Regions from separate parts of the Mus musculus genome. Here all the other regions are linked to region 3. A link is a loop called in an ENCODE intact Hi-C map of the cell type or tissue named here. Cell type or tissue: left cerebral cortex. All regions are shown on one strand. Each heading gives the region's core, and the rest is flanking DNA. Links, peaks and the distances in the headings are about the cores only. Region 1 has its middle 110 kb from the start of Slc4a3. Region 2 holds the start of Gm33083 (a long non-coding RNA gene). Region 3 has its middle 12 kb from the start of Gm32622.

Evidence for each region. A loop is a pair of places that touch in the nucleus more often than their neighbours do. Peaks named below come from ENCODE experiments on the same cell type or tissue, not always from the same donor. Only the 100,000 strongest peaks of a DNase experiment are listed, where the experiment ranks them.
Region 1: it touches region 3 in a loop (6-fold over the local background); 12 of 42 quality-filtered maps call a loop at or near these places.
Region 2: a loop joins it to region 3, with 4 times the contacts of the local background. A loop is called at or near these places in 3 of 42 quality-filtered maps.

Annotation. Positions count from the first base shown.
Region 1 is chr1:75,647,601-75,658,726 of GRCm38, forward strand. No RefSeq gene overlaps it. Among named protein-coding and RNA genes, the nearest start is that of Slc4a3, 110 kb to the left of the region's middle. In left cerebral cortex, for the core only: CTCF peaks have their summits at 5,088 (motif pointing right) and 6,145 (motif pointing right); DNase peaks (open chromatin) are centred at 5,114, 5,631, 6,184 and 6,340; H3K4me3 peaks cover 249 bases.
Region 2 is chr1:77,890,304-77,901,429 of GRCm38, forward strand. It overlaps Gm33083 (a long non-coding RNA gene), which reads right to left and starts at 5,995. Exons shown (of 5, transcript XR_373562.2): 1 at 5,803-5,995. All of the region lies in intron 3 of Gm33030 (a long non-coding RNA gene), which reads left to right. Gm26263 (a small nuclear RNA gene) reads right to left here and starts at 8,143; the gene lies at 7,980-8,143. In left cerebral cortex, for the core only: a CTCF peak has its summit at 6,141; a DNase peak (open chromatin) is centred at 6,114; H3K27ac peaks cover 839 bases.
Region 3 is chr1:75,919,274-75,930,399 of GRCm38, forward strand. No RefSeq gene overlaps it. Among named protein-coding and RNA genes, the nearest start is that of Gm32622, 12 kb to the right of the region's middle. In left cerebral cortex, for the core only: a CTCF peak has its summit at 6,659 (motif pointing right); DNase peaks (open chromatin) are centred at 6,016, 6,308 and 6,648; H3K4me3 peaks cover 210 bases; H3K27ac peaks cover 377 bases.

The sequences.
Region 1 (11,126 bases), core at 1,608-9,607, 270 kb before region 3:
GTCTGGTACCCTTAGCTCCCCGAGTTAAGCTCATTAAGAATCCGGAAAGGGGAGTGAAGGGGTGGCTTAGTGACTCTTAGCACTGGCTGTTCTTTAAAGGACCCTGGTTCCACAATTCCTCACACCCGCATGGCAGCTTACAACCTTCCTTATCTTCAGTCCCAGAGGATTTGGCTTCCTCTTCTGGTCTCCACAGACACTACACCCACATAGTGAGCAGACACACAGACAGCATACATACTAACAGCAGCAGCAGCAACAACATCATCAACAACATCAGCCACAACCACCAGCTGAGAAAGACTCTGTTGTTCTGAAGAAACCCACGCCAACCTTATAAATGAAGAGCCCAGGAGAAGAAGCCACACCCCTGTTAAAGACCCCACTTAGCTATCGGATGAAAGCTCTGCGGTTGTAGAGAGCTAGAAAGTTATACGATCCAGAGGCAAATTATCTCAGGCTACCTTTAGCCCACCATTTGTTGCCCTCCTCTTTGTTCTTTTGACGCTCAGGTCAAACCTTCAGAATGCATGTTTAGCCCACTAACGTAAATACTAAGAATGTCATCAGATAGCATCTGAAACTTACAGCCGAGTCCCCCTCCCACACTGTGACAGCTTACTTCCGCCAATGTACTTGGGGGAGGGTATTGACTTTTGGCTTCCTTCCTTCCTTCCTTCCTTCCTTCCTTCCTTCCTTCCTTCCTTCCTTCCTTCCTTCCTTCCTTCCTTCCTTCCTTTTTCTGTGATTATAAAAGTTCATGCAACTTTATTTGGGGCAACATGAATCTGTGTTCCTGGATGTGGCGTTTGAATGAGAACGCCCTCCATAGGCTCATTTATTTCAGTGTTTAGTTCCCAGTGGGTGGACTGTTTAGGAAGCCTTAGGAGGTGAGGTCTTGTTGGAGGAAGGATGTCATGGGATTTGAGGTTTCAAAAGCCCATGCCAGGCCCAGTCTATCTCTCTGTCTGTCTGTCTCTGTCTGTCTCTCTCTCTGCCTCTTGCCCATGTGCCACGCCCACCTGTCTGGCTGCAGTGCTCCCTGCCATGATGGCTGTGGGCTAACCTTCTGGAACAAGTTCTTAGTTAAATGCTTTCTTTTCTATGTTCCTAGCACCCACATGTTAGCTTACAACTGTTTGTAAATCCAATTCCAGGATATCCAACACCCTCACGCAGACATATATACAGAGAAAACACCAATTCACATACAATAAAAATAAAGTATTAAAAAAGAAATATGTATAGTCTAAAGAATACGTTTCTTCTATCACTATCCTTTCTTCTCATGAAGATTGCAATTATTTCAATGTTTTTGGTCTTATTAAAAACTTGAATATAGGGCTGGGAAGATGGCTCAGTGGTTAAGAGCACTGACTGTTCTTCCAGAGGTCCTGAGTTCAAATTCTCAGCAACCACATGGTGGCTCACAGCCATCTGTAATGAGGTCTGATGTCCTCTTCTGGTGTGTCTGAGACAGCTACAATGTACTCATATACATAAAATAAATAAATCTTTAAAAAATGACTTGAATGTATACTGGCAGTTAAGGACAATTTGAATTATTTAATTCTAATTTTAGTAAAATTCTTTGAGACAGACTTTCATTATGTAACCTCAGCTGGCCAGGAACTTACTATGGAGACCAGGCTGGTCTTGAATTCACAAGAGATCTGACTGCCTCTGAGTCTCAAGTGCTGGGATTAAAATGTCCAACCCCTACCCTCTGTGTGTGTGTGTTAACACAGTATTTGTGGTGTGTGCTTATGTGGGTGGTAGATACATATATGTATGTGTTCATGAGGGTGGTAGATATGTGTGAGCATGTATGAACACAGAAGTCAACAGCTCTCTTCCTCTACTGCTCTCCACTGTACTTTTGGAGACATGGTTTCTCATCGAACTTGGAGCTTGCTATTTCACCTAGCCTGGCTGGCTAGTGAGCGCCCATGAGCCACTGTCTCTGCCTCTGTCACTGTCATCTGCTCTGGGTGACAAATAGATGTCTGCCACTGTGCATAGATTGCTTAGGGATCAGAACGCAGGCTCTCATGTGCATGGTAAGCACTTTACCCACAAGGACACCTTCCCCATTTCTCCACATTTTTCTTTTGATTTTGAGGCAGGTCTCACATTAGCCTAAGCTGGTTTTGAACTCCCGATATAGCCAAGGATGATCCTGAATGTCTGGTGCTCTTGCTTGACCCCTTCAGTGTTGGGGTTATAGGTGTGCACCATTGTGACCAGCTTACGTGGTGTTGAGGACCAAAGCCAGGGCTTCTTGCATGCAAGGCAAGCACTTCACCAACTGAGCTACTTCACCAACTGAGCTACAGTCCCAGCTCCGAATCGAGCTTTCTTAGTTCCAGGTCTGCATTTTAGTCTAACGCATGTTGCTAGAGCAGTATATCATAGACTGGGTCATTTGTAAAGAAAACAGTATTTATTTCTCAAGGTGTAGGAGGCTGGAAGTTCAATATTAAGGCACCAGCATCTAGCAAGGGCAGTGTCGTTCCACAGAGGAAGGCAGAAGGTGAACAAGAACACCTGCACACGAGGCAGAGACAGACGAGGGCTGAACGGCTTTCACTGCAAACCTGCGGTAGCAGATTCACTCCTGCAGCACTGAATGCTGATGCATGCTGATGATGACGAGGATGAGGAGGATGATGATGATGATGATGACAGGATTTCTCTTTGTGACCCTGTAACTAAAACTTGTTCTGTAGACCAGGCTGCCCCCAAATGCAGAGATCCACTTGTCTCTGCCTCCCAAGTGCTAAAGTAAAAGGCCCACACCCCTACCCCTGCCTGCGGATCCACTCTTGATGTGATAATTTTCAGTGTCTAATCAAGTCTTAGAGATTCCCACTTTTCAACCCTGTTGTACTGAAACCAAGTTCCTGGCTCATGGACTTTGGAGGACACATTCAACACATAGCAAGGTCTGTATCTTTTCTTAAAGATCTTCTCTATACCATTTCATAGAGTAAACCAAGACAAAACCATGTGTGTTGAGGAGTGTCAATTGGTATTCTTAGGAAAGATTGTTCATTCTTTTTTTTTTTTTTTTTTTTTTTTTTGGTTTTTTCGAGACAGGGTTTCTCTGTGTAGCCATGGCTGTCCTGGAGCTCACTTTGTAGACCAGACTGGCCTCGAACTCAGAAATCCGCCTGCCTCTGCCTCCCGAGCGCTGGGATTAGTGTGTGTGTTAGCAAATGAAAAGCAAGGAAGGGAAGACATCATGGCCAGTTCCAGGAATTGTGTCAGAGTTGGTTGTAGAAGTTACACTTTGGTTCTTCCTCCCACTCTACGCTCCAAGAAACAAGACCCAGACTCTAAATCTATTTACAAATACCTTGCCATATAGTTCGGCTCTTCTCTGACTAGATCATAACTTATTATAATCCAGTTACTCTAGTCTACCTTCTGCCCCATGGCTGGTTACCTGTGCTCAGGTGCCATGCCTCTGTCTTGTCACATCTTCCCAGGCCAATCTCCTGCTCCTGGCTCTATCCCAGAATTCTTTCTCCCTCCCAGATGTCCCACCTTCTATTCTACCCTTTCCTATAGGCTGTAGGTTTTTGTAATTGACAGGTGATGCATCCATAGAACACACAAGATATTCTCTCCACAGTTCATCTACGTGTTTCTGTCCTCGTTCCCCCCCCCCCCCCCCGCAGGTGCAGGAGACCAGCACACACCATAATGATTATGGCTTCATCTTCCCTCTCTCCTTCCATGTCTACTCTCTGATTTTCAAAGTGTTTCTGAGTGTGAAGTAGTCTGGCCTCTTGTCAGCCAGAGAGCTAGGGAAAGGGAGAGTGTTGGCTTCAGAAAGGCATGTGACAGAAATACTAGCCTTTCATTATGTAGGAATATAAAAAAGATTTAAAATAAACCCTTCATTTAATTTGAATATTTTATTGGTAACGATGGTGCATGAGTTATATGACACTGGATACTGATGCCTTTTATAGGCATTTGAGAATTTTTATAGTTTATTGACATATGGGCCAGTTTCCCTCACTGAGTGGGGCTCAGAGCTTGCTCTCTGGGTGTCTCTCCTCTTTCACCTTCTTGATTTAACAGTCACATTGGCAGAATTATTAGTCAATTAAAAACATTTTAAAGAGACTTTGCCCAGCATTTCTGTGGAAAACCTGAAATATGGTATTTTTGTTTTAAATTTGGACAAACTAGAGACCAAAGTGACCTCTGTAATCAGGGTAAGCTGATAGTTGAAAATGTCTGAGAGTAGCACGAGGCACCCCATCTTCTGCTTGTCGAAAGCAACGGAAGCTCTGTGGAGAGATCTGGCCACCCAGGGATGAAGTGGAAGTGATTTTGTTCTGAGCACTGTTGAGTCTTCAAGCGTGAGCTAACTCATTCCCAGTCTGCACAGCACAATGGATTATGAAATGGGACTATTGGAAAGAATTGAAAACTTTTAGGGATGGGGAGATGGCTCAGTGGGTAAAGGCATTTGCTGCCAAGCCTTATGACCTTGGCTCAATCCTGGGCCCACCACAGGAAGGAGAGAACTGAGTCCTGGAAGTTGTGCTCCACAAGCACACCATAGCAATGTGAACACACACACACACACACACACACACACACACACACACTAAATAAATGCAAAAAATAACAATTCAGTTCCTAAATTGAGGGCTTAGCAATCAAATGACTACAGATATTAATGAGATACTTAGGGGCAACAGTTTTATCATTACCCTAGTTAGTTTCTATATTTCAAAATAAATTGCAAATTATTCATTTCATCAATGACATATAAACAAGAAGCAAAGAAAATAAATGATTGTTTGCCACATGAAAACATTTCTTATTTTTTCTACTGAATAATTATTAAGCATAAAAAAACCTAATTGAATCTCATTTCTACAAATCATTAAGGAGTTTTTGAGCCAAACAAGCCATGGCCTTTTTGCTGATGGGATTGTAAATATCACCAGTCTAGAAAAAAATTAGCCGATCATTTATTCTGCAGAGGGCATTACTGCATTTCTGTAAACACATCATGTCATTGTAGAGTTGGGAAATTGACCAGAGGCTGGGGAAAAAAAAATCTCACTTGGCCAGCAGAGGTCACTCTTTCTCCTTTATCGATCCCAGTAACCGGCTTCTGAGTGTTTAGTCAAAGGTGTTTTGAGCTTGAAGCTCAGCCAGAGGCTGTGGAAATAATACACATCATCAAGGCGAGCTCTGCTTTCTTACACACATGCACGCACACATGCACGCGCGCGCGCACACACACACACAGACAGACACAGAGTTTAAATGTTTTACTCTAGCTGGACAACTCACATACATATAATAAGAGCCACTCGGTTATGCATGTTAATGCATTTCTTTAATTAATCTGTTTCATCAACTATTACTCTAATGCTTACTGGTGCCAGCTCCAATTCTGCCCAGTTCTCTGACTTATGAACCAAAGCTTAGATTTCTATAAATACCTGCAGGTGACTGGCATGAACCTTTAGAGAGAGTTTCTGCAGAGGAACCAGGAACTAACTAGGACCAGGCTGTATTGAACCCTGGCCAAGCAGAGAGGCCAGTGCCAGGCACTGAGGGTTAAGCTGGAGAGGTACATACCCTACCCTGGCTTCTGTGTTTGGCTTTGTTATGGAAACAAAAGCATATGCTAGCAGTTCTTTCGAAGGTTGGGCCATAGAATGAATTTAGATGAATTATACATGAATATCCAAAGTATAGGCCAGTCATAAGTATCTATAGATGGTCACGACAGCTGAGTGATGGAACTGTCTAGTAGTGAGGTAAACCACTCAGCGTTTGTCTGGCCAAATCATTAAAAGTATTTCAGTAATTCATTTTTAATATCTTTCTTTATGGGGGACATAGTGGGCATTTTTAGGAAGTGCCTGGGAAAGTTGAGCTTTTGGTTTGCCAATGATTAGCTAAGATCTTTTCTAACTCTTCCATCCCATCTCCTCCTTCCCCCTTCCCTCCCTTCCTGTAGCACCCCCTTCCAGTCCTTTTCTGTCCCTCCCTTCGATTCCCCTCCCCCACTCTTTTTCTTTCCTGAAATACCAATTTCATACAGAATTTTAAAAACGTGGTGGAAATCTGAGATTCTCCGTGGCTGTTTTTCCTTTGGCCACCAGGTGGCGCCATCACAGTGCGCCGGGGTCTAGGCAACCCTTCCTAAAGAACGGAATGTGTCTCTTCCTTAGGTGGTGGGTAGCTTAATGACTAGGTCCGTAGCTCCCTGTAGTGCCTGCGAGGAGCTGCATCCAGGGGAGGAAGATCTATTGGGCTTCCTCACATCGCCCTCTGAAACCTTGGTTTCTCTGGTCTGTGGTTTTGTGCTGGGCCAGCTGCCATCTGCTTACCCAGAATGCCTTGCAAAAGTGTGCTGGAGCCAGCTGGTGTACTTGCTAGAGACTGGTTAAGTAGCCAGGAATTTTGTGAACTGATTGTTGGACCATTGGCAATTAGACATCAGCCTTGGTGGGCGTATTTGAGGCACTAAAAAATCACACGACTTCGTCCTGTTTGCTGATGTATGAGTACTCTTGCCTTTGTGACCCTCGGTTGTATCCAAAACCAACCAACCAATCAAACCATAGTCCCCTGTTGCCTGACGTTAAAAGTGTCAAATTAAAAAAAAAATGCAAATATTTGTAGGGAAGGAAAAAAATTCCTCCTTTTTCTTATCTTTCTTTAAAAGCTTTGAAGCAAAAGTTGTTTCTTTTTAAATGATCAAGTATAGATTTCTGCTCTTCTAGCTAGAGTTTAGTCAAAAGCTGAGGGGATTATTCCAGCTTTCAGCCTCAATCCGATTCCTCTCCTGAAATTAACGTTTGGCCTAGCTATTTTTCCTTCCTGTCTCCCCAGTTTTATTTAACATCCCTTTATCGCCCTCACACTGTGAAACTCTGGCCTCCTGAAGGTGTGTGTCCCCTGACATTGTCCCTGGCCTAGACACCAGTCTTTACCAGTCCTTTAGGACTCAGAAAGCCGTCCAGGTGTAGGTGCACCTAGGCCGCATGCGCTCATGGAGTGCTTGTCAGGAACGATTGTCGTTTTCCGGTTCTCCACGGCGACATTGTTTTACTCCCTGATAGGCCGAGCCTGGACTCCACGGCACGGCTCCGACTGCTTCGGAGGCAAACTCAAGGGAGAAGACAGTCAGTACCCATTGCCTGGGTACTGAGCACTGTTCCTCCTCAGGCTGAGGAGGGCGCACCTAAGTTGGTGCCAGCATTGGAGGGAGGTTGTGGAAGCAGAGGCTTAGAGCTGCTGTGGGGAGAATCCTGTTGAGGACGCTATCACAGCTTCTGCTATAAAACCATTGTCTAGACGATGGTTCACTCCTGTTTGTTGACTGCCTCAGCGAGCCTCATCCCTTGGGCAGAACATTTCTTTTGCACAGATGTTGCATTAGCTGCTCAGGGTGCCATAAAGAGACTTTGCACACTGGGAGGCTTAAGTGACTGGCATTTATATTCTCTCTGTGGAGGCGAGAAGCCCCACAAACTTAATTTATGGTGAGGGCTCTCTTCCCAGCTTCTAGATAGCCTTTTTTCCCCCCTGTATGGCCATGGAAGGGTCTTTCTCCATGGAGTGTCTATTAACTCTTCCTACAAGGACACACTACTAACGGGTTAGGGCCCTAGGACTCCATGAACCTTTAATACCTCCCTAAAGCCCGACATCCAAATAAGTCTAACTGGGGACTAGGGATGCAGTATACAAACTACTGTGGGCCCACAATTAAGTCCATAGCAAATGGCAACTGATGGTTTTAAAAACATTTGGAGCAAGAAGAAATGCGAGGACATAGTCTCCTTTAATCACCGTCTCAGGTTTACCAGATGTATTTAGGAAACTCTTCTACCTGGTCCAATTGCTGCTAGTGTGGGGTAAAGTCATGATTTTTTTTTTCCTGCTTCCCCATGTCCCCATAAGGAGGACCGAGACCTCGTCCTCATTCTGATCCAAGCTTCAATTACCCTTCAGAATTTCCCCACTCACAATTAATGCTTACCCATTTGTAATTAAATAATAAATCTGTGTCATAATTTGAGGAGATTTCCGGTGGCCAACTGAAACAGCGATGGGATTCATAATTCCTTAAAGGCAGAGGCATGCTCTTTCTAAAAACTCTCATAAAATAGTGGATTTAAAAAGTTCTCTGTATTACCTCCTATTTTCTTCTTGCCAACTGATTTTTTTTTTCCTCTGATTCCCTTGTCTTCGTCTGGTTGAAGACACAAAATAGAGTGTAAGTCGAAGAGCATGCGTGTTTGTGAACTTTTTATTCCTCTCTAAGTGTTTTTCTTAAAAAAAAATGATTCCTATCTCTCTCTTGATGGGGAAGTTCTTGTGTTTCTTAGAAGCCTTTGTTCTGTACTTAGAGACCTGGGGAGGAGCAATGGGGGGGGGGGGTTCCGGGTAGGGGGTGGAAAATGTTGGTGACACTGGGAAAAGAAGTCTGAGCACATGCTAGTCTTCTGTGTACATTTGCATTTATCAGGAAACTTCTGGAAGCAAGATGCTTGCATGCAAAGACTCTGGCTGCCTGTGCTGAGAGTTTCAGGTTGGACTGTGAGATTGTGTGGGGTACTGTGTGGTTGTGTGGGGTACTGTGTGGTTGTGTGGGATACTGTGTGGTTGTGTGGGATACTGTGAGGTTGTGTGGGATACTGTGAGGTTGTGTGGGATACTGTGTGGTTGTGTGGGATACTGTGTGGTTGTGTGGGGGACTTTCTTTAAATCATTCCGCATACGTCCAATCTGCGTCTTCCCCACCCACCTCAGAGTGGCCCAGAGATCTTGGAGCTGTAGAAGTAGTGGGACTGGACTCAGCCCCATAGACGGTTCAGAGGTGTGCCTGTCTGTAAAAAGCACACTGGTATCTTCCCTAGTCTCCATGTGGGTTAGGCCTTGGGACCAAGTGGCTGGGTATCTGGACTTGGGACAGGAGCCTTGGTCTGGGAGTGGGGCTGAGCATCTTTCCTCCCAACGGATTACTGAATCTCAAGCCTTCAGGGCTGGAGACCCCCTGAAGTCCAGCAAAACAAGCTTTTCCATTCAGATGAACTCGCTGAGGCCTCAGGGGGGGTCCCACCCTCTTTCTGGGCTTGTCAGAGGCACTTAAGAAATACATGTTGACTTGACATGACCCACTGTGAAATAGGCATGACAAAACTCCCCACATGGCAGCTGGATTAGGCTCCCAGCAGCTGGGAATGATTCTCCCTCTGTTGCTGTAAGCCTCAACGGCAGGGCACAGCAGAAAGGCATTGTGGGATGCACGTCCAGGCTCTGGATGGTACAAGCCACACAGAGATTGAAAGCCTCCTTTTTACAAGTAAGAGTTTAATAGATGTCAGAGCTGGAATGGACCTTGTGAATCAATGGTATCGGTCTCTTCAAACTTCAGATTACAGATCACTAAACTGATGCCCGGAGCCCGGATAGAGGAAGCAATCTGGGCTGGCGAGTTGACTGTGTTTGGATTCAGGCAAGAGGCAGACCGGCAAGTGGCAGGGGAACACACAGCTAGGTGTAATGAGGTTCAGCCCAGCTTTCTCTTATGCCACCATTTTGTGACTTAAAGTGGAGCGAGAGTTATTGTCCCACCAGCGAAACAGAACCGTATAAATTAAAACGGCAATGAACTGTCTGCTGAAGGTGTGAACAAGGCAGACAAATCCCCGGGAGCTTAGGAAACATCTGTTCCTTACCTTGAAGGCAGAAACCTAGCCATAAAGCAGACAAAGCAAGGACTGGAGTCTTTCACCTTCTCTGCCGGGCTGCAGGGAGATGGGGCACCTTTTGGATGTGCTCCGGAACACGAAGAGCTTTTTGCGAACCATCTCCCGACCTCCCTCTGTCTCTTTTAGGGGTCGTGGGTTCCTTATTTCAGTCATGCGGGCCTCGTTTCTTCAGCATTCTTGCGCTGCTGTAAAGTCCTGGGAGGCGCTCTTGACGCGGCCCAGGTGCTTTCTGCGTATCCCAGGGCGTGAAGAAAAACCCGAGCCAGGGGAGGAGTGATGAGAAGACTGCCAGGCAAGAGTCAGGAGCAGGAGGCAGAGGGTGGCATCAGAGCTGGGTCAGAGGTCAGGTCTGAGTGACTCATGATAGCTATCAACTCAAGAATCCAGGAGATTTTCATTAGGTTGCTAACTTGACAACAAGAATCTTGGGCTCACGGGGCTATGAAGACAGACCATAGCGGGGCTGAAGGCTACTGCAATATACTGATGATGACTGTTATGGGCAGGACAGAAAAGAGGCTATGTTTTAATGCCATATTAATTTTGCCTTACTCTGGTTTGTTGTGTGGACTTGTGCCTTGTCTGCCTACAGTGTTTCATTGTCCAAAACAGGCACTATGCTACCTGTCTGCCCACTCATAGAACTGTTGTACAGAAGTTGGCTCCCTTTAATTTATTGCCTATGGTGGAGTCTAAGACTTTCTTTATTTACTATTATGTTCAGTACAAAAGATATTGCATGGACAAAATCCTTTAGGCAGAAAAAAGATAGGTGGTTCTTATAACCCAGAGGGTGTTGAACACAGGCCATTGTTCTGGCATTTTGCAGCCCTGGGTGTCTCATCTTTATTTCTTGAGAGCTGGGTGAGGGGTGCACACGCGTGTGTGAAGATGCTGTATACCAGGATATGTGTACACCTGTGCAGAAGCCAGAGAATGATGTCAAGTATACTCTTTACCTTATTCCTTTGAGACAGGGTCTCTCACTAAACTTGGAGCTAGGCTGGCGTCCAGCAAGCCCCAGTGACCTTCTTGTCTCTGGCCTGACCCCTGTGCTGGGGTTACAGTCTGGCAACACCAGGCTTTTTAAAAATGTCAGTACTGGACTACGAACTCAGGTTCTTACACTTGTGCAGCAAACGCTCTTATCCACGGAGCTGTCTCTCCACCTCTGTCTTTTTTTTTTTTTTTTGATTTGGAAATGGGGCTTCACTGTGTAGTCCTGGCTGTTCTGGAACTCACTCTGTAGACCAGGCTGGCCTCGAACTCACAGAGGTCTACCTGCCTCTGTCTCCCCAGTGCTAGGACCAAAGGTGTGCACCACTGCTTCCCAGCTCCATTATCAATTTTGAGGAGCCA
Region 2 (11,126 bases), core at 2,109-10,108, 2.0 Mb after region 3:
CCTGATATAGCTGTCTCTTGTGAGACTATGCCGGGGCCTAGCAAACACAGGAGTGGATGCTCACAGTCAGCTATTGGATGGAACACAGGGCCTCCAATGGAGAAGCTAGAGAAAGTACCCAAGGAGCTAAATGGATCTGCAACCCTATAGGTGGAACAACAATATGAACTAACTAGTACCCCCCCACCCCCAGAGCTCGTGTCTCTAGCTGCATATGTATCAGAAGATGGCCTAGTTGGCCATCAGTGGAAAGAGAGGCCCATTGGCTATGCAAACTTTATATGCCTCAGTACAGGGGAATGCCAGGGTCAAGAAGTGGGAGTGGGTGGGTAGGGGAGTTGGGGGGAGGGTATGGGGGACTTGAAATGTAAATGAAGAAAATACCTAATAAAAATAATTAAAAAATAATTCCTGCCCCTGGCTTATCTGCACCATCATGGACCGTACCCTTGAATGGTCAGCTAAAAACAAAAACAAAATAAAGGAAAATGACAACAACAACAAAATAAGAATGAACATTTTCCTTAAGTTGCTTTTACAAGACATTTTACTACAGCAACAGAAAAAGGATATAGCCAGACAGTAACATACAGCGAAAAGAGGGTACTCTGATGAGGAAATCAGCAGTATAGATAAATAAACCAGCAATGCCAAAGAAAATTCATCAAGGAAATGGAGATTTTGAAAAGAATTAAAAATTAAATATTAAAGGCAAAGTGAATTGGACTGGTGAGATGTCCTAAATGATAAAGGAGCTTGCCACCAAGACTGATGATCTGAGTTCAATTCTCAGGACCCACGTGGAATAACAGAACTGACTCTCATCATGCATGACCACAATGTCAAAACATTCCAGGATACAAACCCAAACCTAAGCATCCACGGGATATAAGAAACTAAGATAAACAAGAAAGAAATATTTTAAAAAAAAATCCACTCAATGAAGTCAGAGCAGAAATTCCTCCAAATCCAGAGAAATAAATAAACATTCAAATGCCAAAGGAATTTAAAATCCCAAATACACAGGACCAGAAAAGAACTTCTCTATAGCATATTATAGTCAAGAAGTTAAAAGATACCAAAGAAAGAAACAATAATAAGATATATAAGGAAAACTACAAACTCACCTATAAAAGCAGAAACAACAGATTTCTCACCAATCCTCAAAACCAGGAAAGCATGAAATATTTAAAGCCCTGGCAGTAAATAACTGTCAACCAAGATAGCTCTATCTAGGCAAACTAGATTTTAAAGCTGTTGGAGATATTAGGACATTTCAAGACAAAGAGACATTAAGGAAACCAATTCATCATACATACACACACACACACACACACACACACACACACACACACACACACACACAAACACACACACACACACACACCAAAAGCCAGCACTGCTGAATTCAAGGAATATTACACACAGAAGAGCAAGAAAGTCTCAGTCATGAAAGCATAAGAAAGAATAAAAGTCATAACATGATCAAGTAAACAAAGGAGAGCTAGAAAGGAAACTATGATGCCTAGCAGAGTGAGCCAGAAAATCCCTTATACTAATAGGGGAGAGAGTAATGAGCAGGCAATAATCCAACCAATCAGGAAAAAAAAAACTATAGGAATAAAAGAAATTTCAATAGAGGTTTAGCTGTACATCTCATGAGCTTACTAATAGAGCTTTATAGATTTGCTGACTGAAACAAAAACTAGATCCAAGTGTCCACACTTCATTGATAAAGATACAGATTGAAAGCCAAGAGGTGAAATACAATCTGTCAATAAAAAGGAAGGCAAAAAGAACAGACTTAGATTTTTGCTTTCAAATAAAGTAGACTTCAAATGCAAATTAATCAAAAGAGGTAAGGTACATCCCTACACATTAAAAAATAGAATGATTTGTCAAGAATGTGTTACAATTATGAATATGCAGACAATAAACATTGACAATCTCACTCTTACCAAAAACAAAAAAACAAAAAAAAAACATTATTGAACACCAAAGGTCAGACAAGTCTCAATATAATAATAGTATATGATTTCAACATCTCATACTCATATCTACATAATCCATCCAAACTAAAAATTAAAAAAGTAAAACTCAGAATTAAAATACACTATGGAACAAATAGATGTGATACATAGCTATAGAAGATTCCATCTGAAAGAAATAAAACATGCATTTTTTTTTCTTAGCTTCCCATGGAATCTACTCTAAACAGACTATGTTTCTAGGTCACAAATCAAACCTTACTAAATGCAAAATTTCCAAAGAGGTTCTTATATATTATCATTTTATGCTATTTATTATAGCTCTCTAGAAGCTAATAGCTAAATAAATAAATAAATAAATAAATAGCCAGATGAAACTGAAGAATATACTCTTGAATGGCTAGTCAGTCACTGAAGAAATCAGGGAGGAAAGAAAGAGACTGTTAAACACAAATAAAAATAAAAACATAACTTACCAGCCTTGTTGAGATACAGCTAGGGCAAGTCTAAAGGGAATACTTATAGATATGAATGTTTATAGTTAAAGAAACAGAAAGATCTTAAATAAATAACCTCATGATGCACCACAAAGTCCTAGACAATCAAGACTAAACCCAACCCTAAATCAGTGTAGGACAAGAAATAAGAATGAGGGAGAAATTAAAAAGATGAAGACTAGAGAACAATTCTTCAGTCAATCAGAAGCAAACAACAAAATTGTTCTTTAAAAAATAATAATAAAATAAAAATTGACAATCTCGTAGCCAAATTAACCAAAAGAAAGACAGGATACAAATTTACAAAGGGAAGGGATACTACAGATCCCAATGAAATCCAAATAACCATTAAGGAGTACTTTAAACGCTTCTATTCCAAGTAACTGAAAAATACTGAAGAAATTGAGTTCCTAGAGACACAAATGACCTACCAACATTAAATCGAAAGAATATAGGAACAATATAAAGAAATTTATAACAATCAACATGGATTGAAGCAGTCATAAAAAAAATACGTAGCTTAGCTGGGTAGACTGCCCAGCATGTCCGAAGCCTAGGTTTGATTCCCAGCACTGTATAAGCCTGCGGTGACAGCTCATGTCTTTAATTCCAGCTGTTGGGAGATAGAGGCAAGAGAGTCATATATCAAAGTCATTCTCAGCTACTCTGTGAGTTTGATGTCAGCCTGGACTACCCCATAAAAGCCCTGAATTAGCGAGAAATAAAACGCTATATCTAACAAACCTATAGCCAACCTTATCATAAATGTGAAAAAAAAAAGTGAAACCATTTCCTCTAAAATCTCGAATGAGTTTGGTTGATTTTAATTAGTAACTAGTAAGTAGTAAGGCAGCTTCATCGACACTCATTGGAAGCGGGTAGGGGAAAGAAAGGGATGGGAGCCGAGCTTCCGAAGCTCATGGGAACCTGAGCGTCCCTGGTGAGCGCATACCCAAGGGCAAGCCCTCACACATTGCTGAAATTAATCTAGACCTGCAAGGTAAAAATGATGTAATGATGTAACCCTTCAGTCAGGGAAGAGCCTCTAGTCTCTGCTGCAGCTCAGCATTAACCTTGGGCCACTCCTAACTTTGGAGGTATTTGGCAGAGCAAGAGGTTCCTGTGAGTTTTCACAGATTCTGAAGTTATTGAGACACCAGGAAGCCAAATTCAAGTCATTGTCTATGCTTCTGCCCTAAATGAAAGACGACCCAGACCATTCACACTGAAAAAAAAAAATCCTGCACACATAGATCCAATGAGCAAGGAAATTCAAATAAAAGTAGAAATCCCGTAACCTTCTATAAAACATGCAAATGTTTATTACAATGCTTTCAACGTACTCCCAAACAGAATTATGAGCAAAATACAAAGAACTGCCTTTCTCAATGTTCCAGAAAGCACCAAGATTGAAGTTGCTAAAATTTATATTTCCCTTCTTTGTTTCATGATATCAACTGTACAGATAAAAGGCAGACTAGACATGTAGGTCAAATATATGCATTTTTTAAAATTAATAAATAATAGTAGGTGCTTCTTTTGTATTTTATTATAATAAAATCTACTGTTTCATCAATCTCATTCAGGAAGGTTTTAACCTGTTTTGCAAAGCCCTCTCAAACATTCAGCACTTTGTGAAGAAAACTCGGTGCGGACAGTTGTCACTGTTTCTAGCCCCATCGGATATACAATTCTCTATAGAAATTATTGTAATAGTAGCTCGATGGTAATATCATTTCACACAAAGGGTAGGACTTCGTCTCCTGTGCTTCTATCCCCACCTCAATGGGAACCTGGAAGTATGATATGTCCAAATATATCAGTGAACACAGAAAAAAAAAACAACATATTTTCCTAATCAGGGTAAAATTTCTTAGCAATGTCATTGTCAAAGTTCAGGATCCTAGGAAAAAGGAGAATGCTATTACCTAGCATTTCCATGTAACTTTATATTTGTCATGTTAAAAATAAAAATGCAAATTGCTAAAGAAGGAAGACAAAGAGGTAAAGCGATGTGCCTGACATATATACCTGTAAGAATTGTTTAACTTGAAAAAAGTAAAAGATTTTAATAATGTAAAAAAATACTCGAACGGCTGGAATCACAGAGCCAATGAAGCGGTTACTTCTCCATCAGTTTGTTAAGTTGCTTGGCTGATAGATGAAGCAAAAAGACCAGGACTCTGACTATATAGATTGTGATGTTTGTAAGAAGGGACTATGTCAGACCATTATTTTAAAATATACTCACCTAAATTAAAAGCCTTCTAAGCTTTTATTTGGTACTAGATTCCAAGACTGGATACTATATATCTTTGTTCTTTATAGTTACTGAAGTGCCCAACCATGATGAAAGGCTTCCTTTATTTTTAATCTACTATTTCCATAATGAGAGCAATGGATAATTGACTCAATAAGGTCAGAAAATAAATAAATCAAACACTTGGTTCATGTGTTTCTAAAGGAATACAACAAACAAACTCTTGGTCAAACAACACTATCAGTTTTTCCTTGCCTTGTTCATTCATGTCTTTGCTTAAAGCAAAAGGCTCAGCCAGCTACAGTTTTCTGCTTTTCATAAAAGGCATTACATGTTATGTAAGAATGTGTTAAGAACTGAATTAAAAGCAGATTAATACATTTGTGAATTGAATAAAATGGGTACAGATATTTCTGTATCACTCGGGAGAGAGAAGGTTCTTCCTGTTTTACTGAATTATTTTCCTTTTTAATTGCCACAGATACCTGTATTCTGACAGCACCAATGAGTGTCGTACTGAAGTCCCCATACATTCATGAATTAAAAAAAAAAAAATGGTCCAAGAGAAAGACCTGGGTTTTCGTCCTGTGATGCTGCCAAAGATTCATTGTTGTGTGACCATAGTGATCCATTTGATCATGATTCTGCTTTGCACCAGCCAAGCGATGGCCTCATAGTCGAAACTTCTAACCTGTCATTTCTCCTAATGACTAAAATCTCCACAAATCCCATCTCTCCCCATCTCCAAAGAGGCAAACTATCCCTCTTCTTTGTCTGTTTTTGTGAATCATGTGTCAGCATTTCTTACATTAACTCACTATAATGCATATAATTTTGTTAGAGACTGACTAAAACATAAAATCAAATCAATTAAGAATGTATGATATTCTACTGTAGGAAACAGCATCTTCTAAGAACTAACGTCTTTAGATTACCATAAATAAATCATTGAGGATACTTGTGCATAGATCTTTAACCATATCTCTCATTTTTCTCTAGGTTAGAACTCAGAAAAAATGTTTCTATCAGATCAAGGGGTGATAAAAATCATACTTACATAATTATAATTTCTCATCTTCCAAGAAGTTAAACACCCACCGCATATGGCCATTGCCTTGTGCATTGCTCCTATAAAATAGCTATTTACATCCTCTGCCTATTTTTCAGTTGCCTTAAGTTTTTGCCGTCTCATTAAATTGCATGTATAATTCGTAATTTAAAAAGTGGTTTGGAGAAAGGCAGTTAACAAATGTGTCATCAGCATCATTTACTTATTTCTGTAAACCTTCCCACTGAAAGCCCTTCTTAAAGCATCTAAAATTTTCCATTAATGTGCTGGGTAGAGAATCAGACAAGACGCCTCAATTACCCAAAGGCAGTGTTGGGCTGCCACCTAGTATTTATGTGTGGAACTGCCCGAATTATGCATTGAGTGCGTTCTCATATTTATGACATATGGAATTCTGTAATCATAAGAATGTCACCTTATGTACCAAAGCATTGACATAAGCTCAAAGCTAATATCAATGAATGCAAGAGCCAAGGTTCCCACCCACTCACAGCAAGGTATGTTGTATATAGCCTCCACACTTAACACTTGTTCACCTTGACTGAATAACAGAATGATAGACTGAGCACCAAGAAAGCCTGGGTCCTTATGAACTTACCTCCATGTGCCCAGGACTTGGTTTCTGTAATCTAAGGAGTCACAAAGAGACACTGTCCTGTCACTCATGCCCGGCCCCTTGCCCCAGATGATGCATGGCAATGGCGCACTGCATTTTGTCCTGGGACCACCATACTTGTGTCAGGCCAATGGGTTTTCCTCCTAGCGCTGTACCTTCTTGTCACTTTTCTCTCCTTCACACATGAAGATGCAATCCTTCCCTTGGTGGAAAGGCTTGGCCACCAACCCTCAAAACTGTGGTCCGACAGAGAACCTTGGTGGAAGAAGGGTTGCAGAGTGGTGGACACTGATGACAGTGACAATTGCCAGTGTCCCCTCATCACACAGCATCTGCCCATACGAACAAGGACTACTCCCAGTACCTCCTCATCCTCCCAGTGTTTCCCCAGGCCCTTCTGGCTCTTATATGACCTTCCTTATAAATTTCCCCCAAATTCAGCCCATTGTTGCTCACCTTTTTCCATATCTTGCCCTAAATTGAATTACATATATACTCCTTTAAGACTCTTGGTGCTTTTGACAGAATTTCTTTAGCCTAATATAATCCCACATGAGGTAAAAACAAAAACTTCTTCCCTTTCTGTTAGACATTGATCCTGCTTGTCCTTTCCTTCCTATCAACAGGGGATCATTCAGGAGTGATAGGATTATGACAGTCCTATTTCTTTGATCCTTCATAGTCTAAGTCTACATCTTCTCTGCTATGCTCTACGAGTATCTTTTTTTGTATATGCCCTGACTGGACAGTGTGTTGGTAAGCTGAGTCTATGTAACAGACAAGTCTCATCTTGAGCATGAGCCTCACTGATGAAGTCCTGACACCCACTTGGGTACTCTAGACCCCTCAGTGTGATCCAGAGCTGCCTCTTAATGCTTCCTTACTACCCTGTCCCACCAGGAAGCCTGTGCTCTGCCTATCCTTTTATCTGGGTCCTCAGAACTTGTTCTGTAAAGCCACACCTACTGGGCAAGGTGAAGAAGGGTATGCATGCCATCTGAGGTTTGGGATTTTTTTTCCTAATGCAAATCTTACAGCCCATTTCATACATTAGATCAGAATCTGTCTTAATAAGATCCTGGGAAATTCACACGTGCTTGAAAGTTGGGAAATACTGAATGCAAACCTGCTCCACATTCTCTGCCATTGCACCTATTCATTCCCTTAAATACAATTTGCAATCTAAATTGGTTTTGTTTATTTTCTCTTTTTCTTTGTATTGCTCCTTTGTCACGCTGGAGAGTGAGCATTGGGGCAGCCAAGATCTTGGCATACAGTGTCATGTTTCTCAGGAGGCACCCAGTCACTCTGTCATTGCTTATTGCATTGAGTTCTGAATCCATTTCCTCTTGTTCCTCTTTGGTGTGACACAGCCCCCATCCATCTTGCATTCGCTCCTTTCTGGATCTTGTTCATTCATCAAATGACAATTTTTTAAAACAACAACTTTTTCTTAGTGTTTCAATCACACTGCATCTCTCTGCCTTCCAGGAAGCTATAGGATCTACTCAGACAACTAATCACAGTATCACTTCAAAGATCCCCCCACTTGGGGAGAGCATGAATGCAAACTCCCACTACCATAAGTTATTCAGTCATGTTTCTCACATTTGAGAAAGTTTCAGGGGTCAGCACATCTGGATTGCAATGGATAAGCCTTGCCCTGGGAAAATCATCTTCTTGATCATGTTATCTCCTCTGCCAGGTAAGGTTTCATTTGTCTATCTATGTATCTATGCATCTATCTTTCTATCTATGTATCTATATATGTATCTATGTATCTATGTATATATGTATCTATGTATGTATCTATCTATCTATCTATCTATCTATCTATCTATCTATCTATCTATCTATCTATCTACCTATCTCTCACCTATCTACCTATCTTCTATCTATCATCTATCTATCTATCTATCTATCTATCTATCTATCTATCTATCTATCTATCATCTATCTACCTATCTTCCACCTATCTATCTACCTATCTCATATCTATCTATCTATCTATCTATCTATCTATCTATCTATCTATCTATCTAGTTAGTTTTCTAAGACAGACTTTCCCTGTATAACCCTGGCTCTCCTGGAACTAGCCCTGTAGACCAGGCTGACCTCAAACTTAGGGATCCATCAGCTATCTAAGATTTTTGTGTGTGTGTGACTATCTGGTCTCTCCAACCAAAATATGACATTCATGAAGGCAGCATCTGGAGTTTTTCTATTTCCCAGTTTTTCTATTAGGCTGGCTGGTACATTCATTCTTTAGAAAAGGAACAACCTACTCCCCCTCAACCCCCATTCACAGAAAAAGACTACACATTTAAAGTTATAGAAACTACTTTTGGGGGCAAAAGTATTCTATAAGAGTTCTTTCAAATGAATGGGTTCAGTGGGTATCATAATAAGCCAGAATGTGATTTCCTGTTGTAATTGGATAATTACTTTTTCCCAGTTTATTAATGTAAATGTTTTCTCTATTTGGTCTCGTGTAAGTGTGTGGGTATTTCATTCTGGATGTCGCCCACAAGACAGGAAAGAGGGTGGGAATCCATAATAGATCTGGATAATTGGCACAGGGTGCTTTTATTCTAAGGACTGGACATTTTCTAAGCTGGTACAGTGTTGATACCTATGGCTTTGTGTAATTCTTCAACGTGGCTCTCACAGGAAGCCAAAATATGCTTTCCTGTTGTAATGGAATAATTTTGTGCTTAGAAAACATTCCATTAGAAAGGACTAAGCAGGAGGTCCTGGCTTCTGCTTTGATTTAGCATAGAGATGATTTGAACAATGATATGCTAGGCGACCCCTATTTTGAGAAACCCTGATTTTTTTTTCATGTCAGTTAGAGCTGGAAATCCTAGACACTTGTCTCCATCCCTGGCCATTTTCACATTCACTATTTGTTGCACACATACCAAGTGGGCTGCTTAGTCAATCCATCCATCTTGATAAAATGCCTAAAAAACACCCTGAAGAATTACAGAAAGTGATAGGCGCCAGCTTAGAAAATGTCCAATCCTTAGAATAAACACACCTTTTGCCAATTACCCAACTCTATTACCAATTCTCACCCTCTTTCCTGGCTGGCGGGTGACATTCAGAATGAAGTAGCCACATGCTTACCTGGGACCAAATAGAGAAAACCTTTACATTTATAAACTTGGAAAATGTTGTCATGAATATTCAGTAAAATATTTCTAAAACTGAGACGCAGCATGAACAAGAATCCTCAAGGACACACAGGTGGCAGGTGAGAGTGGCACAAAACAAAACAAATATTCAGGAAACAAACACAGTCACTTGACCCTTGTTTCCTATGGGTTTGATGTATAGCACAGGTGTGGACATTTCCACTCCTTACTAAGTTCACCCTGCAACGTGAAGAGAGATAAGCAGTGGGCTGTTTTGTGTGGACCTTAAACTTAAACTTGAAAAGGAAAATTGAGTCAGCCACCCAAAGGACTGAAAATCTTCCCTTCTGCCTCCCCCACCCCCATTCCAGGTCTCTGGCACATCGTAGAGATGCTCCCCCCCCCCCAACAAGCCCCTGCCAATTTCCCTTCTCTCTCCCTTGATCTCCCTATTCCTAATCCCCTGCCCTGTTCCACTCCCCATCCCCTCCTCCATCAAGTTCCCTCCCTCCATCCATCCATCCATCCATCCATCCATCCATCCATCTCCAATGTCTATTTCTTCTTCAGATTAAGATTCACTTTGTTATTTAGACCTCCTGGTTGTCTTCTTTGCATCTGTGGATTGTAGCCTTGGTTATCTTGTACTTTATGGCTATTATCTGCTTATAAGTAAGTACATGCCATGTATGTCCTTTGGGGTCTGGGTTATTTTCTAGTTCCAACCATTTGCCTGAAAATTTCACGATGCCCTTATTTTTAATAGCTGAGTAGTATTCCATTGTTAAATGGACCATATTTTCTTTATTCATTCTTCATTTGAGAGACATCTGGGTCATTTACAGTTTTTGACTATTATGAATAAAGTTGCTATGAGCATAGTTGAGCAAGGGTCTTTGGGGGATGGTGGAGCATCTTTTTGGGTATATGCACAGGAGTGGTATAGCTGGATCTTGAGGTAGAACTATTCCCAGTTTTCTGAGAAACAGCCAAATTGACTTCCAAAGTGGTTGTCCAAGTTTGTATTCCCATCAGCAATGGTTCGCCTTGTTCCATATCCTTGATAGCATGTGCTGTTACTTGAACTTTTGACCTTAGCTATTCTGATAGATATAGGGTAGAATCTCAGAGCCCTTTTGACTTGCATTTCTGTGATGACTAAGGGCACTTCTGAACCGTTCAAGTGTTTCCCAGCCATTAGAGATTCCTCTGAGACTGGATTTTGTAAAGTTCTAAATGATCATGCATCTAATTACAGGGCATGATATAATTATAAACTGGCCATGTTGGTTCAAGGTGCTTCAAGTATGGGTTGATTATAGGTATTTCTCTATTTCATTATTGTCCATTTATTTACAATTGTTTCTTATTAAAATCTTGGAGACATGTTAACACTTTTTTTTTCTGAGCAATATATAGTGCTCAGGGCATACTCTCTATGACTTCAAAGAGGTTGTAAGTCATTATTCAATCCTTTGGGGAGTCATTCGTCAAAGCCATGGCCACCTGCCATCAGTAGTCAAGTGACGTTCCCTCCCTCACTATCTTGTCCAGACAGG
Region 3 (11,126 bases), core at 1,953-9,952:
TGTGATGGAATAAAAATGGGCCCCACCCTATGCAAGCCTCCTGTGGGCAATTGGCAGCTGCTGAGAGTTCAGGAGGTCAATGGCCATGCTGTCCTCAGCGGGCAGCACTCCAGGAGGCCCTGTCAGGGCTTTAGGCCTGGAGTAGACACAGAGTGGAGGGAACCCTCCTGTAAGGACCCAGGACTTCTCCTAGCTTGGCTTTCATCAGGTCTGGAGATGCCTGTTGATTTCTTTTTTTGGGTGTGTATGACTTTGTTTTGTTTTGTTTTGTTTTGTTTTGTTTTGTTTTGTTTTGTTTTGTTTTGTTTTGTTTTTTTGAGACAGGGTTTTACTGTGTAGCCCTGGCTGTCCTGGAACTCACTCTGTAGATCAGGCTGGCCTCAAACTCAGAAATCTGCCTGCCTCTGCCTCCTGAGTGCTGGGATTAAAGGCATGCGCCACCACTGCCCAGCTGGCTGTTCTTTTTATATAGCTCAGTGACTCTCAACCTTCCTAATGCTGTGACTCTTTAATACAGTTCCTCATGTTGGGTTGACTTCCAACTGTAACATTATTTCTATTGCTACTTCATAACTGTAATTTTGCTACTGTTATGAATCATAATGTAAATAACTGATGTATAGGATGTCTGCTATTCAATCTCTGTAAAAAGGTCATCCAACCCCCAAAGAGGTTGCAACCTGCAGGTTGAGAAACACAGATACAGCTTGACATACTGGCGCTTCCTAAAGTCATAGGTGCAGGGCAGGGCAGTGTTATGATTCCAAACTTCTTCTCCAGGGCCTGGAAGATCTGGTTCTCCTTTAATTCTGCCATTTATAAGCTGGATAGCTTTAGGTAAGTTACTTAGACTCTCTGGACCTTGTTTCCCCCATTTATAGAATTAATTATCAGTAATGTTCACTGTTGCTGTATAATGAACAAGCACAGTATCCACATGCTATTATACCTTTATTTTTGTATCTCACTCCCCGGGTTTTGGCCAATCAGAGTTTGCTTGTACAATTTGGAGAAGGGTAAGCTCTGGACCTAGATTGTGAGTGTGATTGGTGTGGGCTACTTTGTACCCAGGCTGGAAGGTGGTAGATACTAGACTGTTCTCATGGTGGGACCCTGAAGCTTCCAGATGGGTGAGTGACAATCTGGGATGCTTCATAAGCTTGAAATCCACGCATTGTTGCTCTGTCTAATCCTACCCTCCTTTCTAGACTGGGGACTGTATCTCAGCTCTGATGGGAGGTAAGAACTGAGTATCTAATAAAGAGGAGTCTAAGTAGCAGCAGAACCAGATGTGTAGGACACTCAGTAAGATAACTATGAGGGATGTATACCATGACAGCATCCGAGTAGTACATGCTCATTGAATGTAGCCGTTCTCTCTATTGCTGTGGATGCTGTGTGTATTCTTCCATATTCTCACCCCCAGCTCAGAGATGCAGTGCTCTGGAGAAGAATACACAGAAACAGGCTGTGTGCTGTTCAAGGCTTTACAACACGGAGAATCCAAGCTCCATCTCCTTGACCTCAGCATGTATTGACCTCAAACGGGCCCATGGAATGCTGAGTTGCTTTTGTATACCCATTGCAGTCAAGGCAGATTCACCCCCATTCTTATTTGAGCCTGAGAATAATATCTCTTGGTATAAACTCAGAATCCATTGCCACTGCTTCTTGATAGAGAAGGAAATAGCTTGGGTTGATGCCACCTAAAATCCATTCCTTTGATTTTCAATTCTAGAGAAGAGATGGCACAATGGTATTTTCATGACAGAGGCATGCCATGAATTGACATTTGTAGAAAATCAAGAATGAGTATCCAAAAGTTAGTGTTCATCAAGCCAGTCATTCCTCTCATCTTTCCATTCCATACATCTACATATCCAATCTACCCCAATCCATGAACCTATTTATCTACCCATTCATCTACCCACCTACAATCCACCCACCCATTCACCCATGCATACATGTATCCATCCATCCATCCATCCATCCATCCATCCATCCATCCATCCATCCATCCAGTCATATATCCAAATTCAATCCAACCCAGTCCATCCATTCATCCATCTGTTCGTCCATCCATCCATCGATCCATCCATCCATGTATCCAATCCACCCATGTACTTGCCCAACCACTCATTCACATATTTAACAAGCAGATGTTTATGAAGACTCCATCATTTGCCCCATTAAATCATGTGCTGTAGAGTACCTGAGGATGCCCCTAATGGAAGGTGGTAACCCCAAGAAATGCTATAGACTTCAGACAAAGGCAAGGAATTGGTGTTGAAGGCTGGTGTTTGGGAGCCTGTGTTTACTCAGCACTTCTGTGTTATTATTTGTCTTGTGTTTTTCTTAAGTCAGATATAGCCTCTTCCCTCTATGTCTCCTTAGAATACTCTCTGAGTCCAACGAATGCTTTAAAAAATGCCCAGAGCAATTGAGAGTCCCAAGAGGGTTCCAGACATCTCCCGGTCCTCAGCACTGACTCACATGGACATCACTGACCCCCTCCCCTTCCCCCCATTATAACAAATGCCAGTGATTGATGCTGAGCATTGAGGTTAGGAGGCATGACCCAGTGGACATGGGGGAGCTTGTGGGTGGATCTATTGGACCTCCCTCCTTTCCTACTCCTTTCCATAACCATCCCTGAGAGGGAACTTGTGATAAGTTGGATGAAGGTGGTCCTGATTGTCCAGTTCTTTATTCTCTAACCTTAGCTAGGTCTCCTAACAATCTAAGTTGTGATAGATGGGGACCATTTGCCCATATTTTACAGATGAAAACATAGGCTCAGAGAGAGTAAGGGATTGCGTGCTAGTTAGCTGAAATCCCAGTTGATCTCCAGCTCCTTATTTTAGTCTTCACATGCTGTAATTCTCTGAAATCTGTGCAATGTCTTGAGCTTATAGGGAGTCACTTGGAGGCTGGAAAGAGGCAAAGGTTGAGGGAGTAAGCAAGGAATGAGAAATGTCCCTCTTCTGTTCCAGGGACTCCTAAACATCTGTCTTGACTGCTTTGGGCCACAGAACTCCCCACAACCCTGGATTTTTCAGGCCAAGGATGAACCATTCAGGACTCAAATCTACCGGAGCCAGTTGTGGCCTAGATTGGCCTTGATTCATAGGGTTTGGCTACTGTGTGCTGGCTAGGCCACTGTCCTGGCTCTCTGGTATTTGATCTCTTTGACCTTGTCTTGCTATGGACTATAGTCTCCTGCTCTTTTGGGTGCGGGTTCAGGACCTTTATACACAGCTGTTCACACTCTGCCAGCTTTCTACTAGTGAGTTTATTCCTGCCAGTTGCTTCAGGAGAACTTCTCCGTTTCCCTGTGATAGAGATGGTGATTTCTTCTTATGGGTTGGCGGCAACTATGAGACTGGGAAGGGTTGTTTATCGACTGCTTAGGCCATCAATGGAGCTCACTCTTCCCATCACGTGGTTCTTGCTTGGTAGCACAAGTTGATGATGGTGAGCTATTCTCTACAATTGTCATAACCTCTCCATCTTTGTATCTTCTCAACTTAGCAGACCTGAGTGGAGGCACAGAGAAGTAACATTCCCTAGGTCACACAGCTAACCAATTACAGCTAGGATGGTCAAGCCTGGGGCTGTCAGACTCCTGAATCCCTTTGGTATTCCCTTTCCTTCTGGGACCTTCCCATGATCTCATGGAACTCATCTAAAAAACTATGTTTGTAGAAATTTGGTTAAACAAAGCAAAACAAAACACAGCTGGGCCATGGTGGGGCACACCTTTAATTCCAGAACTTGGGAAGCAGAGGCAGAAATGGGTGGACCTCTGAATTTGAGGCCAGTCTGGCCTCAATCTTATTTTTAATGATGATTCTTAAATACTTTAACCTCCGTTGTAGCCCACCACCCACCAGAGGTAGTGGGAAAGAAAGGGTATAAATGGGGGAGGTGGACCTATTTAGAAAGGTCCTTTGGAGCAAATCCCATCTTTGTTGTTTGGAAATCGGCATTTCAGTCCACAGGTTAGCAGCAGCAGCTCGACCCACCCACAAACACTTCATGGATATACCAACAGTCCAATTCAGGAGAATAAGGATAGCAAACAGGAATCAGCAGCTGTGGTACTACCTAGCAGAGATAGTCAGGCCTCAGCCTTGGCAAGAGTCAGCAGGAGGGACCAGGAGGAGTTCTTTGCCGTGCCTCTCTCAGGGAAATGAAGATCAGTGAAGATGAGAGACCCATCAGTGTTGCACAGCTAGCTCCATCAGTAAGCCAAGCTCAGCCTCTGTCACTGTCCATCGAGTCATATTTATACCCTCCAAACATGTGTGCTTCACAGGTCTTTCCTTAGCAGGTGTGTCTCACTTTGCCAATCAGTTTCAGTCTGGTAAGAAACTGCAGCACACCACCAGAAGTTTCTTGGTCCGTTTTTTTTTCTCTATGGAGTCCTGAAAATGCAGCCCACCTACGCTATGTAAGGTAGACCAATACATGCATGTGGTTAGCAAAGAACCCTTCATCACATGTCCTTTCACTTGCTTGCTTTACCAGAACATCCTCTCTCCTGTGTCTGCTTCAGCGAAACCTTCCTTCACAAGTCTGCCTTAGTCTTTCATCTGGGTACACTTCAGCTAAATGTTCCTTCATGTGTTTGCCCCAGCAAAACACCATCTAACTGACCTTCCAAAGAACCCACAAATTTCCACTTCAATAGAGTAAGCTTTAGGATAGCTAGGACTACACAGAGAAATCAACCAACCAATCAACCAACCAAAAAAAAAAAAAAAAAAAAAAAAAAAAAAAAAAAAAACCAAACAAACAAAACCCCAAGCCCAAAACAAAACAAAATAAAACAAAAACGAATAAAGGAAAAAAAAAAACCCAAACTCAACCAAGAACAAAAACAAAACCAACAAATAAACCCTACCCAAACAACAATACCCAAAGCAAACCCCAAACTAAAAACCAACCCCCCAAACCAAACCAAACCAAATCAAACCCATTGAGAACCAAGATGACAGGGAAACATGTCTCATCTACCTGGCAGCCTCTGTATGTGTTGCATCAAGGAATGATGGGAGGTGAGGCTTTACCTGAGTCATGCTGATTGCTGGGCTGAGGGCAAGGATGTGTAAGGATGTGCGACCCTTATACTTTCTTTTGGGTATTTCCCATTGTCATTACATTGTCCCCTGGTCCTCAGCTTCCTCTGGAATGTTTGATTCATAATTGTAGCTTGAAGCCTTTGCTGATGTCCTGACCTGCACTCAACCCCCTCAGACCTAAATCCAAGTGCCCCCCAACCCCAACCAGTTGAATGTCTGTCTGCTTCAATGAGGAAAGCTGCCAGGAACTGGCACATAAACCAATGTCTTGTCTTGACCCTAGCTCAAGCCTAGAATGATTAGCAAAAGATCATTAGAAATGGCTGCTTGTTCTCTGCAACATTTAGCATCATAGCCATGGCTTCCTTCCTGATGTAGAAAAGAAATGGAAATGAAACAACACTGTAGTTTTTCAGATGACTTCTTAGCTCTCCCATATAAACCCAGAAGCTCCAGGCTAGAATCCATAAAAGCAAAGAAACGCAGTGCAGGTTACAGGGGCTTCTGGGGTGTGTATCTCCTAATCTGATAATATTTCTAGCCGAATCTACTTCCATTTCTCACCTCTTAACTGACTTTTCAGCTTCTACCCCTACAATTCTTATTTCCCTCAGAAGCAACTCTGATCCTTTTAAGTTGTGAGTCTGAGTGTGTCAACCTTCTGCTCAGTGTCTGGGCCTCTAGTGGCTTCCCATTGTTCTTCTGAGAAGAGCTGAAGTCTTGACAGTGGTCTCTGATGACTGAGGGCAGGGGCTGGACAGCGACTATTTTGGCCTTTGCCGGCCTGGTGTCTGTGTGCTCATCTGCTGTAGCATGAGCAAAGCCATGGAGGATAAGGTAAGGCACAGCACGGCTATAACCCGGCACATTACCACAAAGGGCACGGGGTTGGATCTGGTCCATGCCTGGCAAGCTCCTGTCCCTTTTAGAGATTTGGCCTTAGATACCTCTCAACCCTCTTGCCTTCTGCTCTCGTGCTATGCTTCAGGCCCATGGGCCCCTGCAAATTCGTCACGCTCTCACTTGGGCCTTGAAACTGGCTGGGTTCAATCTAGAATATTCTTCCCCTACAACTTTGAGTGACACATTTTCTTATTTTCTTTGTTTCTGTTTGTGGATCTTTATCGAGAGCTCTCCCCACTCCCTAATCACTTCATCTGAAATAGCAAAACTTACTTTTGGCACGCCATCCTCTTTACCCTGCTTTCTTCTGCTTGGAGACTGTTGCTACCACCTGACATCACCACTCATGGAATGAATAAATGATTCTTTCGGGGAAAATATTACCAGGTGCCTCCTTCATGCCAAGCAGGGAGCCGAAATTCCAATAGAGAACAAAACATAGGCTTTGTTATCGTTGTACACGAGTGGAGCTTAAATAAACATAAACATGGGAGCCAGAGAGAAGTGCTCTGAGTAAAATTAGGCTGGCCAAGGGGGCAGGTTGTGGGGTTCTTTCTCTTCGTTTGCCTTCTGCCTGGCTTCATCTGAGTTAGAGAAAGCCGTCAATCCCTCCTCCCTTTGCTGCATAGTTAGAATCTAAGAAAAACTCAGTGCCGACAGGGGGCGCCACAGCTCTGCAAAGAGGTGAGAGCCAGACCCAGGCTGTCAGGCTTCTGAAAAGGGCAGGAAGGGAGCTGAAGGCTGCAGCCTAGGGACTGGGAAGTTGGAAGTTATGGGATGTAACAGGATCTGAACACTACAGCAGCCTCACCGCAAGTGTTTTCCATGGAGCGCTGCCTAAGCTACGGGGCCTTGCAGAACAATGCGCTTTTAAGTTAGATGCTTAATAAATCAGCCAGGCATGCATTATTATGCCGCAATAGAGCCCTTGTTGTGTCTTAATGCTCAATTAGCCAGTGCAGAATCTGGGTCGGGCTTTCTATCATCTTGGATGTGTGGCGGGAACTGGCCCAGGTCTCATTGCTCTACCCGGGAGTGGATGCTTTTGTATCTTAGCAAAGCCAGGCACTAAGGTTGAAGGGAAGTCACAGATTGGGAGAACTAGACCTTGACACCGACCTTCCTCAAAGTGGTTCAACTCCAGTTGATATAGATGGGAAAAAAATCAGTTCACAGAGAAGTTACTTGGCCCAAATCTTAAGATGAGTGAGATTCAAAGCCTCCTTTCTGATTACTGATTCTGGGTCATATATTAGCTTTCATCAGGCACATTTTCAGGACACCAACGATGCCTTTCCTATGCCTGTGACAGGTGCCATAGACAGTAACGCCTTCCCACTGTCTGATTCTAAGTTAACCACTAGCCAGAAGAAGCCTCATTTATTTGAACACAAATGGATAATCAATTAAGAAAGAGCCAAACAAAGAAACCCCGATTTTTATATTTTATGGACATCCCAAGGGTGAGGGTCCAGTGTCCCCATGGTACCAGATTAAAGACAAGAGTAAAACCTTACCCTTGTTGAACCCTGCCTGCTGCCTCCTGGGTGTTCCGGCATTCTCTGGAGTGGAGACAGGTAGGCACGGCAGCTGCAGAGCATCATAGCTTGAGGGTCTGCTTTCTGCCTTTTACATGTGATTTACATACATGGGCACAGTGCATGCTCCGTAGTCTCTTCTAGCTCATTCCCTCCTCAGAGGGTCAGAGTTGTGCTGAAGTCCCCCAAGACTGCAATTCCTGTTAGGTCTCCATAGTAAGAATGTGTTGACTTTAGTCCTAGTCTATTGACTGTCTGCAAGGCTGTTTACTAGTGCCAGGGGACGCAACCCATGTGACTGGAGAGACCCTGTGGCCCCTGTCAGGCACCCACATCAGTATTTGAAGTGGAACAGTCCTAGATAAGAAACACTAATCAAAACCATAATAAGACACTGCTACTCACCTGCAAGTAGGTTGGCTAAAATGATAAAAGTCTAACAATATTAACATTGGGCAAAGATGTGGGTCAAGTAAACTCATATGGAGTTGGTAAGAGTGTAGGTTGGCATGGTCACCAAAGAGGATCATTGCACAGGAGTATTTAGAGATAAATGCACCCACCTGCACAGTATTCAAGTTTTTATACTCCAAAGTCTTTCTTCAAGGGAAGCCCGTGCATTTGTTCAGCAAGATAAATGTTCCAGATTATTACTTCAGAATAGTAAAAATATTGGAAACTACCCAGGAGGATAAACAAACTATCCAAACGTGCGTGCAAACTGGATGTGCTCTTGCGGTGGACAATGAAAAAGAAAGACTGTAGTACGTATTGAATGACAGAGATAAACGTACAGATGCAACCTGAGGCAAGGGGGAGCTGACACGAGAATCTATACTATAGTGCTCTATATACATAAGAACAAGGACAGACAAGCTAGTCTGTAGTGATACAAACCAGACTCTGTTTACCCCCACAGAGGAGACTGGGTCAGGAAGGGACATGCAGGAGCCTGCTGGGGAGGCAGGAATGCCCTATTGATATGTGACGTCCAGCGAGTCTTCTAAAGTTTGGACACTTACAGTCTATTTGTCAGACCTACATGAAATCAAAGGAGAGCGAGGGGCTTGGGAGAGGAAATCTGCGGAGCCTTCTGGTACTATACCCTACCTCGGGCTTCCAGGACTTAGCCTCTGTTTTCAAACCCCTAACGAACACCACCTTGCAGTGTGGATGATGCTGTTTGGTGCCCAGACATCAGTTCTAGTACTTCCCCTGTCAGCTTAATGTTTCAACATGCCCCAAGCCTGTCGCCTGTCTCTGCTATTTGAATAATATATTCAGGTGTGTCCAGCTTCACACTAAGCTGAGGCTGACAGAATTTTGTCCATGGCCTTCAACCCAGTATGTCATACTTGTGAGAAGATGGTAGTGAGGTTCTTACTGCCTCTCCCTTCCCGCAACTCTCCAGCGCTGCCATACAGTTTTGAGGGGCACCTGGAGAGTGCATAGCGCAGCGGTTCTCAACCTGTGGGTCTTGACTGCTTTTGGGCTTGAATGGGTTGAATGTCCCTTTCACAGGGGTGGCCTAAGACCTTGGGAAAATATGGATATTTATATTATGATTCATAATGGAAGAAACATTACAGTTATGAAGTAGCAAGGAAAATAATTTTATGGTTGGGGGTCACCACAACATAAGGAACTATATATTAAAGGGTCACCGCATTACAAAGGTTGAGAACCACTGTTGTAGAATTATCTGGGCTTCTTTGGACTAAGAGGATTCTTGGAAGCTTAGGACAGAAACAGACCTTCTTGCAGTCTCTCCTTCAGGATAGGGTGGTAAAACTCCAAGTGGGCTAACTGTGCTCCCCGACTCTTTCTTATTCTATGACAGACAATAATAATCAAGCAATAGCACTTTTCTTTTCTTTTTTTTTTTTTTTTCTTCTGTATCCATTCCTCTGTTGAGGGGCATCTGGGTTCTTTCCAGCTTCTGGCTATTATAAATAAGGCTGCTATGAACATAGTGGAGCATGTGTCCTTCTTACCAGTTGGGGCATCTTCTGGATATATGCCCAGGAGAGGTATTGCTGGATCCTCCGGGAGTACTATGTCCAATTTTCTGAGGAACCACCAGACTGATTTCCAGAGTGGTTGGACAAGCTTGCAATCCCACCAACAATGGAGGAGTGTTCCTCTTTCTCCACATCCTCACCAGCATCTGCTGTCACCTGAATTTTTGATCTTAGCCATTCTGACTGGTGTGAGGTGGAATCTCAGGGTTGTTTTGATTTGCATTTCCCTGATGATTAAGGATGTTGAACATTTTTTCAGGTGCTTCTCTGCCATTCGGTATTCCTCAGGTGAGAATTCTTTGTTCAGTTCTGAGCCCCATTTTTTTTTTCTTTCCATTTTTTATTAGGTATTTAGCTCATTTACATTTAGCACTTTTCTAGTAAGAGTAAATGCAGAAGTACTCAAGTCAGTACATGGGGACAAAGTGTACAATTAAGGCCCTGTTCCCCACCACCTTTGTCATGTATTCATATGTGTGTATGCGTATAGGCATTTACAGGTTCACATGGTGGCCAGACTGGACATTGGGTTTCTTCCTTATGCATTCTTTATCTCCTCCTCCTCCTCCTCCGTCCTCTTTCTCCTCCTCCTCCACTCTTCCTCCTCCCTCCTCTTTCTCCTCCTCCCACCTCCTTTCTCCTCCCTCCTTTTTCTCCTCTTCCATCTCCTCCTCCCCCCCATTCTCCTCCTCCTTCCTTGTCTTCTTCCTCCTCCCTCCTCTTCCCCCTCCTCCCCTCTTCCTCCTCCCTTCTCTTTCTCCTCCCTCCTTTTTCTCCTCTTCCTTCTCTTCATCCTCCCCCTCCTTTCTCCTCCTCTTCTTCCTCTTCCCTCTTCTTTCTCCCCCTCTTCCTCCTTCTCCTCCTCATTACTTATTTTTGGCTGGCTCTCTCTCATTGAACCCTAGAATTCATTGGTTTGGCCAGGCCGAGCAGCCACCAAGCCCCAGTGATGCCCCTATCCCTGCTTCCCCAGCACTGGGTTAAAGGCTCCACTGTATCTGGCTTTTTATGCAATTGCTGAGAATCTGAACCCAAGTCTGCTTGCTTGGACAGCTAACTAAACCATCTCCTCACCCTGCCCTGTTGTTATCTTAAGTCCTGCCAGGGTAGGACCTCTTCTCAAAGCATGACTGTGGGCCTACTGGATACCACCTCCCAAAGTGTGACTGTGAGCCTACTGGATACCAGCTGTAAAGGGCAAAACAAAGCCAGGCCCATGCCCTGTAGAAGTCACTGGGAAAAAGGAATATTTGCTTGAGTCACTCTCTGGTCAAAAAAGGGACAGAGGTGAGCTAAGTATGATATCTCAGGCAAAAGGACCCTGGGGATGATGTCGCTTTGAGGGTAGGAAGAGTAGATTACATAAGGAGATCCTGATATAAGTGTGCAACCCCCATACATAAACACACACTCACACACAGACAGACAGACTGACACACACACACACACACAGAGACAGAGACAGAGAGACAGAGAGAGAAACAGAGACAGAGACATAGATAGACAGAGAGACAGACAGACAGAGAGACTCAGAAGCACTAACGACTCAGGGAGAGGTGAATCCTCAGGCCCCCCTGATA